Regions from separate parts of the Mus musculus genome. Here regions 1 and 2 are each linked to region 3. The links are chromatin loops, found by intact Hi-C in ENCODE. Cell type or tissue: heart. All regions are shown on one strand. Region 1 overlaps Atic (5-aminoimidazole-4-carboxamide ribonucleotide formyltransferase/IMP cyclohydrolase). Region 2 holds the start of Atic (5-aminoimidazole-4-carboxamide ribonucleotide formyltransferase/IMP cyclohydrolase). Region 3 holds the start of Bard1 (BRCA1 associated RING domain 1).

Region 1 (5,000 bases), 460 kb after region 3:
TTATGTATACAATCTCTTGGGGAAATAGTGGAAATGTGTATGTCCTAGGTAAACATCACAGTCTAAAATGAGATTTTTCTGTACTCTTATAATTTTTATTTATTCTTAAAATATTTTGTTCTGAGTTGGGGGTCTAACTAATGTAGCCCAAATTAACCTCAAACTCCAAATTCTCTGAGTGTTGGGTTACTACCGCTCTCAGCCAAAAAAAAAAAAAAAAATAATGATTTAATAGTTATAGTTAGCTAAGGCTAATCAGCCATCATGCTTGAAGGGTGGTCTGGGGAGTAATAGTAAGACTAGCCAAGCATCAGCCTTGTAGGAGGGTCTGGGAGGAGCATGTATGTATCCCATCTCCAGAGCGTGTGCTGATCCTATGCTCAAAGAGCCTTGACCTTTTTAATATAACTGCTAAGAATTTAAAAATGGTGGGGCTGGACAAGCGGCTCAGCAGTCAGGAGCACTCGCTGTTCTTGTAGAGGACCCGGGTTTAGGTTCCAGCAGCTCACAACCGTTTATTTATGACTTTGATGGATTCTCTTCTGGCTTCCATGGGCACTACGTGCAGGTCACACACACGTGCAGGCAAATCCTCGTACACATAAAAGCAGTCTGTAAGACAAGAATCTGAAATCAGCAGGCTTACAGTTTGTGGTCTAGATCTTCCCAGGTCTTGATCACATCTGTAGTGACTTCTCTCCCAGATAGCTGTAAGTGATGAAGCTGCAGTGTTGTAATGACAGCTAATTTTCTTCCATTGTCAGGGTTGTGGTCTGTAACCTGTACCCCTTCGTGAAGACTGTGGCTTCTCCAGATGTAACTGTTGAGGCAGCTGTTGAACAAATTGATATTGGTAAGGTAAACACTTCAAAACAGGCGGAATTACAGTCGTCTCTTGCTTTTGCTTTTGTTTTTATTACTGAGTGTTTCTGGTATTGTTTCATGTCTTGGAGACAGGGGTTTGCTGCATTGCCCAGACTGGCCTTGAAATCCACTTGTAGTAATCCTCCTGCCTTAGTCTCCAAGGTTCACAAATTTGATTGTGTGTTACCACTGCCAGCTTAGAAAATATTTTATGCCAGGCAGTGGTGGCACACGCCTTTAATCCCAGCACTTGGGAGGCAGAGGCAGGCCGATTTCTGAGTTTGGAGCCAGCCTGGTCTACAGAGTGAGTTCCAGGACAGCCAGGGCTACACAGAGAAACCCTGTCTTGAAAAACCAAAAGAAAAAAGAAAATATTTTATAAACTACCTTTGTGTACAAGGGGAATTCCGATGAGCTATTTTCTCCTTGTTTTTTTTTAAGGTAAAAATTAAGGTAGTAGTGCTATTCACAGTTACTTTATTTGAAAGAATGTTCTTCAACTGATAGGAAAATGCCAAAGAAAAATAACATATTTTGTCCTTCAAAGGTGGCGTGACATTACTGAGAGCTGCAGCCAAAAACCACGCTCGAGTGACAGTCGTCTGTGAACCAGAGGACTATGCGGGGGTAGCTGCAGAGATGCACGGCTCTGATAGTAAGGACACCTCCCTAGAGACCAGGCGCCACTTGGCCTTGAAGGTGGGTACACTTCTGTCACACTGTAAAGCAGTGTCCATGTAGTCTAAGTGTGTCAGTCTAAGCACCACTCAGTTCTGCTAAATATGTCTGTCAGCTTCCCACACTCTGCCTTCTGTCCTTTCATTGAACACAGAGAAATCAAATATTAGAAAAAGTGTTAATTGGGATGTGTTGGGGGGTGGCGGCTGAGGCTGTACCTAAAGGCGTTCTTGGGAGACATTCCTGGTATCTCACAAAATGCAACTTTTTGTAGGCATTCACTCATACCGCTCAATACGATGAAGCAATTTCAGATTACTTCAGGAAACAGTACAGTAAGGGAATTTCTCAGATGCCCTTGCGGTATGGGATGAACCCCCATCAGACTCCTGCCCAGTTGTATACGCTGAAGCCCAAACTTCCCATCACAGGTAAAGTATGAGAAGTACCTGTTGTGTAGACACCTGGCTTTCTCTGTTGTATCTGAAGTTGCTCTCATTCAGAATGTAAGAGTAAATTACTTAGGAGGCCTTAGAACCACCCAGAATGGAGGTGCATGGAAAGTGTCAGAGTGGTACAGCAGCTTCACTGTCTGGCAAACGCCAGGCCCTGGGTGGCAGGCAAAGCCCGAGTTAGAGATGACAAATCTTAAGGCTGCTTTGGAAGACTTCAGGGTGCAGCTGCTGAGGTTTCCAGAGGAGGAGCAGAACGAGCCTGTGGTGCGTCTATAATAATATAACGGGAAGCAGTGAAGAAAGCAGCCGAGGAAGCTGTTGTGTGTTTCAGTGGGTTGAGAGCCACCCTCTGTTTGACAGATGTTACAAGAAGTGATTTCCTTGTTGGGCCTAAAAGGCCAGTAGTTGTGGGCCAACGTAGAAGTGTGAAGTTAAATAACACTGAAGGGGCAGAGTTCTTGCTGTGTTAGCCTGGTGACTGGAGTTCAACCCCAGGCCAGAGTTGTCCATATTCATACCTATTCCCCACACACATGCACACAGGACAACCTTTTTTTTTTTTTTTAAAGACGTGACAGTGATGGGTATTGAGAATTAAAACTGTGTCTATGCTGTGTGATACTGTTCCTGGGGCAATTGGAACATATCCACTCACTCCAGAGAAGGGGCCAGGGACAGGCCAGGGTACAGATTCCACCAAAGTCAAACCTGGTGATCCAGTGTGGTTGATTGTGATTGTTTACAGGAATATTTGTGAGAGCGTATTTATAGGGGCAGAAATGACATAGCTCACAAAGCTGGGACAACCCTGGAGCACACTGCACAGCCTGCAGGCAGCTCCACAGGTTAAAGAGTGTCCTTTCCAGGTAGCTCAATTAGTCTGAGAATGTCTGAGCAGTCTGTACAGCTTCTATAGTGATCCAGTAAATCTAGTCGATTTCAGGGACTTCCTGGGCTTAACCGCAGGGTCAGCTGTTTCACATCCCTTTTAAAGTCCTGTGTCCAAAATAGAGTTGTACCTCCAGGGAATCGATACATGACATTCTGTAGCTATAATAGAGGTATTGTCGGTGTTTCGCCCTGTTTTGTTGCCCTGAGAGGAGTCTGGGAAGAGCTCTGGGTGTGGAGCCCCAGAACTGACATGGGGGCAGCACATGGTGAGAGCTAGGACAGCTTCATCCACTCCCAAGGCAGGCCGCCCTGCTCCATTGGGAAGCAGCTGTTCCCGTTGGCTTCTTTTCTTCCTGTCTCAGCCCAGAGGGCTGGGGAGAGCAGGGCAGGAAGTTTGAGGATTACAGTCTCCTCTTACCCCTCCCACCCAGGGATTTGCAGTTCACTGCTCTGCCGTAGGCACATTCTTATGAAAGGTAAAAGTGTCCCTTGTGCTCAGGCAGAGGAGTCCCGAGCATGTAAACAGCAGCTTCTTAGAAGAGCTTCATTCAGTGTGTCTCCCGACACTTATTTTTAACAACAGAAAAAGTGTTTTGCGTTTTTATGTGGTTTGAAGGTTTGGTAGCACACCTGTTTGTCTGGGACAAAGCTGAAGCAAAGAATAAAGATGGAATCATGTGTGTGTTTGATTCCTGTCTTTGTTTTGTCTTTTGCCTTCTTGCGACTGGAAGTGAGATGGTGCCTGTTTGTCTAATAGACGAGGCATTCGCTGTAGCTCTTTCTGTTGTGTCTGACCAGTTCCTGGCCCACTTGAGAATATGATGTGAGGGGAACCAGTATTCTGGGAGTCTTTAGACAACTGTTCCTCTGCTCACCTTCCCACTCACGATTGGACAAGCTACCCACAGAGGCAGGAGCTGGAGAAGAGAAGAGCGCAGAGCTGCTCTGCTCTGCTCTGCTCTGCTTGCTGGGTGCCTTGTAAGGTATCCCAGTTTAATGCTTCCCACCGACTTCTGTCCGTTCTTCTGAACCTGTACATCTAAGTTCCATGGGGTCTGCTGTGGTTTTCTTTCTGTTGGAGAACATGTTTTGGGCAGGATCTCTCTCATCCCCGAGTGTTGAGATGATAAGCACACACCATTCAGCTCTGCTGCACTTGCAGTCTGTCTGTCTGTCCTTTGGATAATGGTTTTCCTGTGTTGTCATGGAACTCTGCAGTCCAGACTGGCTTAGAACTTGGAGAGACTCGCCTGCCTCCTGACTGCTGGGATTAAATGGAAGCACCACCGTGGCCAGCCTGCAGCTTCTAAAGGATGAAAACACACTGTTTCTGTCCTTCCTCCTGTCCATGGCACCTGAGCTTGTTCCACAGCTGATAGGGTTGGTCGGCTTGTTGTTTTAAGTTGAGGTTTATGATTTATGACATCCGGTCACTGTCATTTTCATAACTATTTAAGCTATTCACATGGACACAGCTGATACCCGGTCTTGTCATTGTTGCTGAGTCTTACAGTTGTATTTCTACTCTGCAGGGATGGGGGTGAGGTAGGAGGAGGAATTTGAAGATGACCCAAGTGTTCTGATCCTTTTGAAGTGTTTGTAGATATCTGTTACATCTTGATTAGTTTTTCTTTCGGGAGAGGAGGGTATCGGAGAATGGTTCTTGAGGAACTCATTATGTAGCCCTGGCTATTCTAGAACTCGATCTGTAGACCAGACTGGCCTTGAACTCCTAGAGATCCACCTGCTTCTGCCTTCCCATTGCTGGGACTAAAGGTGCACACCACCTCCAGCCTTTGATTACTTTTGTGACTTTTGCCTAAAATCACATTGAAGTTGTATAGCTTATAGGTGTCCCTTTTTAAGGGACATACATATATGTAGCCTTTCTTAACCTGCGTGTTAATGTGTACGTGTGTTTTCGTGTGTAGTTCTCAATGGAGCCCCAGGATTCATAAACTTGTGTGACGCTTTGAACGCCTGGCAGCTGGTGACAGAGCTGAGAGGAGCAGTAGACATCCCAGCGGCTGCTTCTTTCAAGCACGTCAGCCCGGCAGGTGAGGAATGCCTTCCAGAGGGCTCTAGAATGCTCCACGAGTAAGGAGCTCTGAG
Region 2 (5,000 bases), 450 kb after region 3:
TGCTCCCGTGACTCAGGGCTCTCAAGCTTCCTTTGGACCGGGTATGAAATAAGAAGCTATGACAATGTCATCATTATAGGATAGGATAGAATAGACCTACTTTCATTGTCGGTATGTCTGGAATAGCAGCTAGTGATTGATCAGCTCGTCCTCGAGGCTGGATCTCTCACTTCTAAGATTCTAGCTTGCTTTCCATCGGCATCTTCAAGGACGTGGTCAGAAGCTTAGAAACATATCCGAGAGGTCAACTGTTCCAAGAGAATGAATGGGGGAGGTATACTTGTATGCTATTGTTTGCCAGTCAGTTCACAATTTGTTCTTTCAATAGATTACTCGATTGGTGTCTTACAGGCTGGTCAGGGCTACAGAACAATTACTGTACCAGTGTTATAAGAAAGGCAAGGAAGATTGCCCTAAGGAAGTGACTTTGTCCAGGGTGATCAAACAACTAAAAACAGAACTCATTTTTTCTTCCTGTTACTAACATGAAACAAGCACCAAGTCTGTATTCTAAAACTATGAGAGAATGGAATCAAGGCTAATCACTGTAAATAGCTTTAAATAAAAGAAAGGAATGTGTCTTGCCCTGTTACCAGAAGCCCTAGTTAATTCAGTTTAATACCTTGGTTTTTGTTTGTTTGTTTGTTTGTTTGTTTTTAACTGGTGTTTTCTTACTGCCCCAGGGTATGTGTCTGCACTTTCTTCCCAAGTTGAGCTCCTGGGCAGGTAAGGAGGTCATAGCTTTCCTTCTTTATGTCCGGGAGAAAGGGCTAAATATTTGCCTATGTATTATTTTTTCAATGTGGAAAATGTCTAGTGTCTAAGCGCTGTTTATTTCCTTTTATTGTTTATTGCTTTCTCTGCTTTCTAGTTCCTGTAGAAATCTAATGTGGTTGGCCAGGGAAGTCCCCTGGAAGTCCAGGAGCACCAGGCTCACACATGTAAACAAACCTTCACGCAGGCAAAACACCCATATACTTAAAATAAAATTTTAAAGATAAGATAAAGAGAAATATTTCTTGGAAACACCTTTGCCCACTGAGCCACTCACTTGTTCTTCCTGAATTTTGACTATTTCATACCCTCTTATAGTAGCTAACTAAAGGCTGATTACAATCTTATATGCGTGGAACTAATTATTCTAATATCTGTCACCTTTTGTTGTTTGTTTAACATTTTTGAGACAAGGTCTTGCTGTTTCTTTGGCAGGTATGGGACTTAAAGTGTGGACCAAACTAGCTCCAAACTTGCAATGATCTTTCTGAACCTTGTTCACCTCTGTACATTGAAAGTTGTGAACACATCCTGAAGACACTCTCATGATCCTAATATATCTTCCTTAGAAACATGAGAGGTGTTCAGAGCAAGGAGTTAACACGTTCTGAGGTCAGAAAAATGAGATAGATATTTGATCAATAGATATTTGGAGAAGGAAAAAGAGATTGGACTATTAGAGAGGAAAGACAAGAAGCAGACTAGCATCCAAATAATAGGAAAATGGACTTTGCACAGATTGGGAGACTAGACTGGAAATAAAAAGCTAAGCTTTCTATAGAATTGTACAATTTTAGGCTCCTTTATAGAATTTTTAAGTTCTTTTTTGGAATTGTATTAAAGAACATTACAAAAGAAAACATAATCAAAAAATTAATTCTAAACATTAATGTTAAAAATAGGGCTGTTAGCCGGGCAGTGGTGGCACATGCCTTTAATCCCAGCACTTGGGAGGCAGAGGCAGGCTGATTTCTGAGTTCGAAGCCAGCCTGGTTACAGAGTGAGTTCCAGGACAGCCAGGAATACATAGAGAAACCCTGTCTCGGAAAAAAAAAAAAAATAGGGCTGTGTATACAGCAAGATATGTTTATTTTGTGCCAAAGGTGTCACTTTTATTAAAAAGAAGCAGATGAGCTCAATTTTGCTATTCCTATTTTTAATAACTTAAGTCTTGAAACCTTTACTCCTGCCACCTGGGCTTGAAGGAAAAGAGCATTTTACACATGGTGATCTTGATGTAAATTCCAGGCCATTTTATAATGTGGTATGAAAAACTTCAAATGACGGTCATTTTACTTCTTTGGGGCTCTCAACTGTGGAGGCAATGACTTCATGCGTAGGTCTCCCAGACCTGTAAAAGGGAGACCATAGCAGAAGGCTTCTCTAATCCTTTCTGACATCGTCAGACAGGGTCTGTTTAGTCCTCTCGCTAGTTTCCCCCAATCAGTGCTCCAGCCGCCGCGGCCCCACCTCCCGGGACCTCAGCAGCAGCACCCCAGATGCGCGCGAACCGCGAGTCCCCACGCCCAGATCTGGGTTCGGAAAGAGGAAGCCCGCGGCTACAGATCCCAGGCTCCGGAGTTAGCAGCCGCCCCGCCCAGCGGCGCCTTCCACCCTAGGCTGCAGCTCACTGGAGGAGGGGCGGGACCTCGGGGTCACGTGGGGTCGACACGCCCTGCCCACTGCTTCCTGAACCGCGGGGTCCGGCCTGCCTGCCTACGCACGTGGCCTGTCCGTCCCTTGACTCCGCGACCCAACGCAGCATGGCTCCGTCTCAGCTTGGTGAGGCCCTCGCGATGCATCATAGGGGTCCTGCCTGCACCATCCCCGCCACCCACTCATGCCGCTGGCCGAGCTGGGGAGGCCCCGGGCCCGGCCTGCAGGCTGGGTGTCCCCAGTGCTGGGCCCTGGGCCTGCAGTTGCATGAGTCCCCTTCCCAGGAGTCCTCCCCGGGAGATCTCGGTGCCAGAAGCCGCGAGTAATGAGAACTGCCTTCTCTTTCAGCCCTGTTCAGTGTGTCTGACAAAACTGGCCTCGTGGAATTTGCCAGAAGTCTCGCGTCTCTTGGTTTGAGTCTGGTCGCTTCCGGAGGCACGGCAAAAGCGATCAGGGATGCTGGCCTGGCAGTCAGGTAAGGCAGTAGGTAGCGTTAAAGGGAGAAAAACGTTGTGACCATATTCACCAGAAAGCCATGCAAAAAACTGACAAAACACAGGGAGAAGTTAGGTTAGAACTAGGGAGCCTTGAGTTTTAGAGTCCTAGCACCCAGCCACTGTTTGCAAACAAATTAACTTCGGAGGGCCATGTGTTATGCAGAATAAACACGAATGTTCAGGTTCCATGGCCTGGCTTTGACTGGTTGCACAGTTAGACTGTAACATCTTTGAAGATCTGTATCTCCCTCTTCATAGCCTCACCCATCAGAAAGTACCAGTGGCTCGATCACACTCATCTCCTGACTAACAGTGGGAAGGGTTTGACAAGAGATGTCAGGAGATGACCCTGAAGGTCTGGAAGGTAGAAAAGGAAAAAGACCTTAGTTCCCTGGCTGTTTTCATTGCCATTATAACTCTTGGTTTGTGGAGAATCCCTATAGAGGTAAATTATTCACCTCTTCATAACTCTTGTTTGTGTAAGCAGTACATAACCCCTGTACATTTGACAGCTTCAGACAGCAAGAATGCCTTTACTTAGTAAATGTCTTCAGTGGATTCTCTTGTGACTTATGGGAGTCCGGAGCATCAGGGACAGCAGACAAGTAGGCTCCTGTGAGGTGCAGTTGAGTTACTGTGGAGCTGGTATGGGTAGGCCATTGTTGCTGTGGCATTTACGATGAAGTACGAGGAGTTCTTGCATTGTCTATCGCCTAGTTTAAATGTTTCTCAGATGGTCATTCATATTTCCACGCCACTGCCCAGTATTTGCTTGCCCCGTTACGCCTTCTCGTATTCTTTTGGTGGTATGGAAGACTGACCCCAATGTCCAGTCCACTCCTGAGCTGTATCCCTAGTTCATTTTTTATGCTTTGCTTCAGAAACTTTTAAAACTTAGAGCCAGGGTCTCTGTAGGTTGCCCAGGCTGGCCTTGAACTTGTGATCCTCCTGCCTCTTCCTCCTTGAGTGAGTTGGAGTATGGATATCTTTTAGAAATTAGAACTATGTCCTGTTAAAGAGTAAGTGTTTTTGTTTGTTTATGCGGGTCCTGGTGCATGGGAGACAAACTTTGTACACCTGAGCCATATTTCCAGTCCAAACATATTTTTAATGTTTTTGTTGTTGTTAAATTCACTATAAATGATTCTCAGTAGAATCTCTTTGCTTTGTTTGTTTGCTTTTGGTTTTTCAGGCAATGGTTTCCCTATGTTGTCCTGGAACTTTATCTGTAGACCAGGCTGGGCTTGAACTCACAGAGATCCACTTGCCCCTGCCTCCTGAGTGATGGGATTAAAGACGTGTGCCACCACTGCCCTTGAATTTCATAATTAAAGGTTGTTAAGAGTCTGGACATTGTAAAGCCAGTGCTTTAATACCTAATTGATTTTCTAAAACATATCATTTAGGAAATATAACATTTTGCAGTATATGAATAACATTTAGGAAATCCAACACAGTGAAAATTTTTAAAGCTTTGCTTAAGTTGGACTTGAAAAAAAAACCTCTTGTAGATTTGGTGGGAGATGCTTTGAGTCCTGGAAAGTGATAATTCAGTAACTGTTTTATTACTCTGTTTTCAGAGATGTGTCTGAGCTAACAGGGTTCCCTGAAATGTTAGGGGGACGCGTGAAAACCTTGCACCCTGCGGTCCATGCTGGTAAGTGGTTGAGGGTTGTAATCCCTCAGTTTATAACAGATTTTAGTTCATAGTTTCAAAAGATACAGGAAGAAATAAATCATAAGCCCCCAAAAAAAGATTTTAAAAGAGTCTACTTCTCCCATTGATCCCTTTATAATCTGACTCCTCACTACAGGATAAGTTCAGATTGTTTTCCTACATTGCTTTTGATCGTGACCTACTAACTAATTTAGCTAATCTAGATTGCGTTGTTTCTATGTACAGTCTGACTATACACTTCTGTAGTTCACACTTGGAATACAGTGTTACCCTGTAACTGTTTCTCAAAAAAAAAAAATGTGACTTCTGTTTAATTGCCTAGCATAGCAAACCCTCTAAGCAGTAATAGCCACAGAAGTGCATGTCTGCATCACAGGTTGCAATAAATCTTATTA
Region 3 (5,000 bases):
TAATAAACTGAAAAAAAGAAAAACAAGACCACAGGAACCTCATATTCTCTGGACAACTGGATGTGGCATAGTACAGCCTGAGCCTAATTACTATTATCTTCAGGCCCTTGACTCTTACGGTAAGCTAGCTCGCTTAGTTTAAAAGAGCTGGCAGTTGGTAAAAAGGGAAACTGGTTGTTTAATTTTAGGACAACCTACAGATTATTCATATTACTTTATCTAGTTAGTCTCTTCCAAATGGCTCAGCAAGCAGACTAAATCATTTTCTCATCACATCTTTTTGTGTCCATTTTGGATAGTCACCACAGGAAACAACTTACATGTATTTAATTTTTTCTTGGGATCCCTGAGGCAGGGTTACAGAAACATTGGGAAGGAAGCTTTGCTCACGAATGGGCTCTCCATACTCGGAACACTGTTTGGTATGTATTCATTACATGTTTATTATCAAATCTCAATATTAGCAAATTAATATGTGAATGAGCAAACCATTATTACTGAGGTACAGAGAAGACCAAAGATGTGGCTGGAACCTGAACTCATGTGGTCTGACACATTCTAAGTGGAAGAATATGTGTTTCCATCTGAGTTTAACTGTGGTTCAACTATTTAAAGCAGTGGTTGGGTCTCAACCTTCCCTGATGCTACAACCCCTTCAATATAGTTCCAAACGTTGTGGTGACCCTAAACCATACCATTCTTTTCTTTGCTACTTCATAACTGTAATTTTGCTACTAAGCTGGGTCTCCGTTCCTAAGACCTAAATGTGTGTCCCAGTGGTCGCGACCCACAGATTGAGATCCAACATGTGCGTCATCACTGGCCTGCTACTGCAACTAGAAGTTGAGTTTCCGATGTATGTCTACACCCAGGATGATCCGTATGCTTTAGGAAAACACAAGCAGAACTCAGAACGTGTTCATGTTAACAGAATCGCCACTCTCCTAAGAAATACAATGCCATTCTTTCAAATACTAAGAGTTTGTAAAAAAAAAAAAAAAAAAAAAAAAAAAAGAATAATTTAACGTAAGTGCAAAGTTTGTTGCCAGTTAACTTTAAAAAAAAAAAAAAAAGTTGCAGTTAACACTGTATTTGTAGTAAAGACTGAAGGCTTAACATTCGCTACTGCCAAAGAGAAAAAAGGGGAAAGAAGTATATTTCTTGGTAGTATTCGATAAACAGCCTCAGGTAAGAAAGTACCACTTAGGAGTGCATTTCAGACTGAATAAAATCCAAGAGAGGGCATGTTGGAGGATCAGTGGTACAGGGCCATAATCTAACTAAGTTAAAATTGCGATGCTCAACAAACTGCCATCGCCAAACTACCGGTCACCAGGTCCCTAGCCTCCCATTCCCCACGCCGAGCCTGCTACTAGAGAAAGGACCAAAAGGTCAGCCTCACAGGGGCTGTTGTGCCCCGCACGCAACCACGGGACCACGCTCCCAGAGGACCGAACTCCAGGACCCCAGCAGCACTAGCTCGGCTCAGCTCCGAGCGTCACCTTCGGGGAGTGACCAACGAGCTGCGCTTTGAGCCACGCCCCGAAGGCAGTTCTCCCGCGAAAATTCGAAAAGTGCCGTTTGAGTCATCTTCGTTGCAGGTGGCTGGGAAGCCACTCAGAAAACTCAGGAGTGGGACACGGAGGGACAGACGACACTAGGTCGCCAGGCCGGTCCTTACCAGCGGGAGCAGCGCAGCAGCTTCTCCAGGCGGGCAAGCGCCGCGCGGCTGTGGGCCCAAAGCCCGTCGGTAGCCGGCTCCATGGCGGGCACGGGAGCAGGCTGGTTCCCAGAGCAGACCCTCGGCGGCCGGCGTGGCATTCCCACAGAGGAGGGGAGGTCAGGTTTGCTCTAGCGCCGCACCCCGCTGGTCACCGCCGGATCCTGCTGCGTGCGGAGTCTCTGAATTGGTCGGACGCCTCCGGCTCGGAGGCTGAAACGCGGTAAAACTCAGAGATGGAAGGACCCGGCTTTAGGCCACGCCCTCAAGGCCTGAGGGCGGGGCTTTAGTAATGCGGTCCAAGTTCCGGAAATGGAGAGGCGAGGCTTGAGAGGCCACGCCCTCAGGAGGTGTAGGGCGGACCGCGGAAACCAAAGTGCCAAGGCGCGGGGTTGAGGAGGCGTGGGGAGAAGTCACCTAGGCCTGTGGCCCTAGGAGGCGGGGTATAGCGCGCTCAAACTTCCTGAGCGGGAAACTGAGCGGCGGGGCCTCAGGCCACGCCTTCAAAGAGGCGGGGCTCCCCATGGGTTTCATTCCCACCCCCTCTCAGTTTACTGAAACTGTGCTTACCTAGAAGTTGGATTCTAACCCTCCCATAGCCTCAGGAGCTTGCCGCTGAAGCCATCTACAAAGAGTGGCATTCAAGCTACTGTTGAACTTGGACAAGCTTTTCCCATGACAATAAAAGTACTACCCTTTATATAAGAAAGTTCTCTTTTTCTCCTTGCTGTAGGATATAAGAATCCGCTAAATACTAAGTTTCAATTTCACTTTTTAACTAGCTGTAAATATCCGACCAAGGGCATCTCTTAGAAGTTCTGGTGTGCTTTTAAAATATGATAAACTGCATAAAACGTTTTTGTTTGCTAGAGGGTCTACCCTCCCCGGGGATTTTTTTTTTTTTTTTTTTTTTGAAACGGCGTCTGTTTGCCAACCTAGCTTAAACTGTGAAGCTAAGGGTGACCTTGAACTTCTCAGTTTGCGATCCTCCACCTCTGCGCGATAGGGGATTACAGATATGCACCACCACGCCCAGCTTACATGGTGCTGAACTGAGTTTAGAGCCTCCTTTATGCTAGAAGTATTCTACCAGCCAAATCCATAGACCCTCCTGCGGATCTGAATATTAACACTGGGCAAGCACAGCCCGCCCTCTCCACAGCTTCCAACCTATGAACACATTCTTGCATATCCCCTTTTATTTCTCTGTCTCTGCTTAACCGCCCCAGCTGCCTCTGTTTACCTTAAAGTTGTTCCTTCTTACTGGAATCCACACATCTGCCTAGATTGCCTCCCATCCTTAGGCCTCACTAAAGATATACAAGACATTACCAAACACAAAATTAGTCTTGGCACTACCCTGATTAAACTCTAAAGGTGGAAAGGCCTGGAAGGTCCTTTAATCCCAGCACTAGAGGCATGGAAATGGGGGGAGGGGGGGGGAAGAGCAGGTGGATCTCTGAGTTCAAAGCCAGCCTAGTCAACAGAGTTCTGAGACAGTCAAGACAAACCCTATCTCAAATAAATAAACAAACAAACAAACAAATAAAACTCTAAAGCTATTTCTTTGATGAGATATGAGGCCTATGCCAACCTGGGAAAGCATGCCATTATTCTCCCGTGGAGCTTTTCTTCATCAAAAGCCTAGGTCCAGCTGCCTCTGGGCTTTTACACAAAGATTCACTTTGGAACCTGGAATTTTCCTCTTAGGCAGTACTCCTTCAGATCTCAGCTCAAACATCAATGCTTGAAAGGTTTTCCTGATCCTGAATGTAGAGTCTCTCAGGTACTTTTAACCTCACAGTTCATAGCATGCACATTTATATGAGCATTTATAGAACCAGGGTGGACATGTAATATAAAGCTCTAAATAGAGCTGAGAGTTTGAGTTCTTGGACTCTTATATATCGCAAGTGCTTCACTTAATTATCTGACTCAAGCCTCCTATGAATACTACAACTTGAGGCTAAATTCAGTGTGGGACTGAACCAATGTGTCTGCCCCTGAAAGAACCTAGTGGGGAAACCCCCACTCAATTTTTGTTCAGCGCGCACCCAAGAATCAAGAAAAGACGACCATCTTGATGTAAAAGCATGAGGTAGTTTAATGACGGAGCTCCGGGCCAACACATATCTCCCGCAGGAGACAGAGGTGTCGACCACATGGTGGAGTCATAATGGCAGAGCTCCGGTTCAAAACGTATCTCACTCAGGAGACAGTGGTTTCGACCCCGACACTTGGAAGCTAGGGGTTTTTATAGAAAAGGGATGGGGCTGGGGGAGGAATTGGCTCGGTTTCACATGATTGGTCCATTTAAACACCAACAGACTGTCAGAAGGGTGGGAGATAGGGAGGCACTAGGACAGTCAGGACATATGACGACGGGCCTACCCGGGCATGTCCTGGCCTATTCTGCTATGTTCTCAGCCCCAGGTTTCAAAGCTCACAAACAACTCTTTGGGCTATTTGACATAAATTACATGAATCACATGTCTCAAGTTTTATTTCCTTTCACCCCAAGTTCATGAATGGAAGCTCTAGCCCCTAATGAGACAGCATTTGGAGGCAGGGACTTATGAAAGCACTTAGGTTTATATGAGATTTTGAGGATGGAACTGATGAACCAGCCTGCCTCCATCTTAGGCTTGAAAGCCATCATCTTACAGTAAAAACAAACCAAGTTCATTCCTGATTATGATTAATATTCCATTTCTCAAGGATTGGGCTATGCCCAACCTGCAACCTTACTTACAAATGGTTCTGTACTGGCTGTTCCAGGAATCAGGAATCATGTTTTTGTTTCAAAAAGTTATAACCACCTTGGAACCCTACCTCTGTTTCACAAGGTTGTTATAACTGACTACCTGTTGTTATGTCTCCTTTATGATCACCTTGCAATCATGTCTTTGTTTCAGGAGGTCATTATGACTGATGTGGTAGGCTTATTTTCTGCCCCTGTAAACTCCACCTACTTTTCTTCCCAAATCTCCCATTTGAAAAGCCCCTACCCCTGAGCTATAAAACCCTTGTCTTCCTCCCCTGTAAGCTGACCTCTCAAGCCCTACCTTAGGGGGAGGGAGCCCATGGAGGGAGTACAAATGCTTGCTTAATTCCTTGCTTGCTTTAACTAGTTTGCCCATGGTGATTTGGGCTCGTAGTCTCTCTCCTCTTATCTCTAGGAACCACAGAAACCACCATAATCATCAGCCGAGGAAGAATTATCTCATGTTCTGTCTTGTAAGAGTGCAAAAAGTGAGCAGCCCCACGGTGAGAACCAACC

Evidence for each region. Hi-C counts contacts between places; a loop is a spot of excess contacts. Peaks named below come from ENCODE experiments on the same cell type or tissue, not always from the same donor. Only the 100,000 strongest peaks of a DNase experiment are listed, where the experiment ranks them.
Region 1: it touches region 3 in a loop (2.5-fold over the local background); 9 of 42 quality-filtered maps call a loop at or near these places.
Region 2: it touches region 3 in a loop (3.0-fold over the local background); 9 of 42 quality-filtered maps call a loop at or near these places.

The regions. Positions count from the first base shown.
Region 1 is chr1:71,562,995-71,567,994 of GRCm38, forward strand. Atic (5-aminoimidazole-4-carboxamide ribonucleotide formyltransferase/IMP cyclohydrolase) reads left to right here. Exons shown (of 16, transcript NM_026195.3): 5 at 765-853; 6 at 1,412-1,563; 7 at 1,817-1,973; 8 at 4,820-4,945. Among named protein-coding and RNA genes, the nearest start is that of Atic, 8.3 kb to the left of the region's middle. In heart, no CTCF peak of the experiment used is centred here; no DNase peak of the experiment used is centred here.
Region 2 is chr1:71,554,719-71,559,718 of GRCm38, forward strand. Atic (5-aminoimidazole-4-carboxamide ribonucleotide formyltransferase/IMP cyclohydrolase) reads left to right here and starts at 2,438. Exons shown (of 16, transcript NM_026195.3): 1 at 2,438-2,556; 2 at 2,779-2,905; 3 at 4,508-4,584. The coding sequence starts at 2,538. In heart, a CTCF peak has its summit at 2,392; a DNase peak (open chromatin) is centred at 2,403; H3K4me3 peaks cover 2,051 bases; H3K27ac peaks cover 1,388 bases.
Region 3 is chr1:71,100,987-71,105,986 of GRCm38, forward strand. Bard1 (BRCA1 associated RING domain 1) reads right to left here and starts at 1,986. Exons shown (of 11, transcript NM_007525.3): 1 at 1,682-1,986. The coding sequence starts at 1,821. In heart, no CTCF peak of the experiment used is centred here; DNase peaks (open chromatin) are centred at 1,545 and 2,075; H3K4me3 peaks cover 2,912 bases; H3K27ac peaks cover 2,610 bases.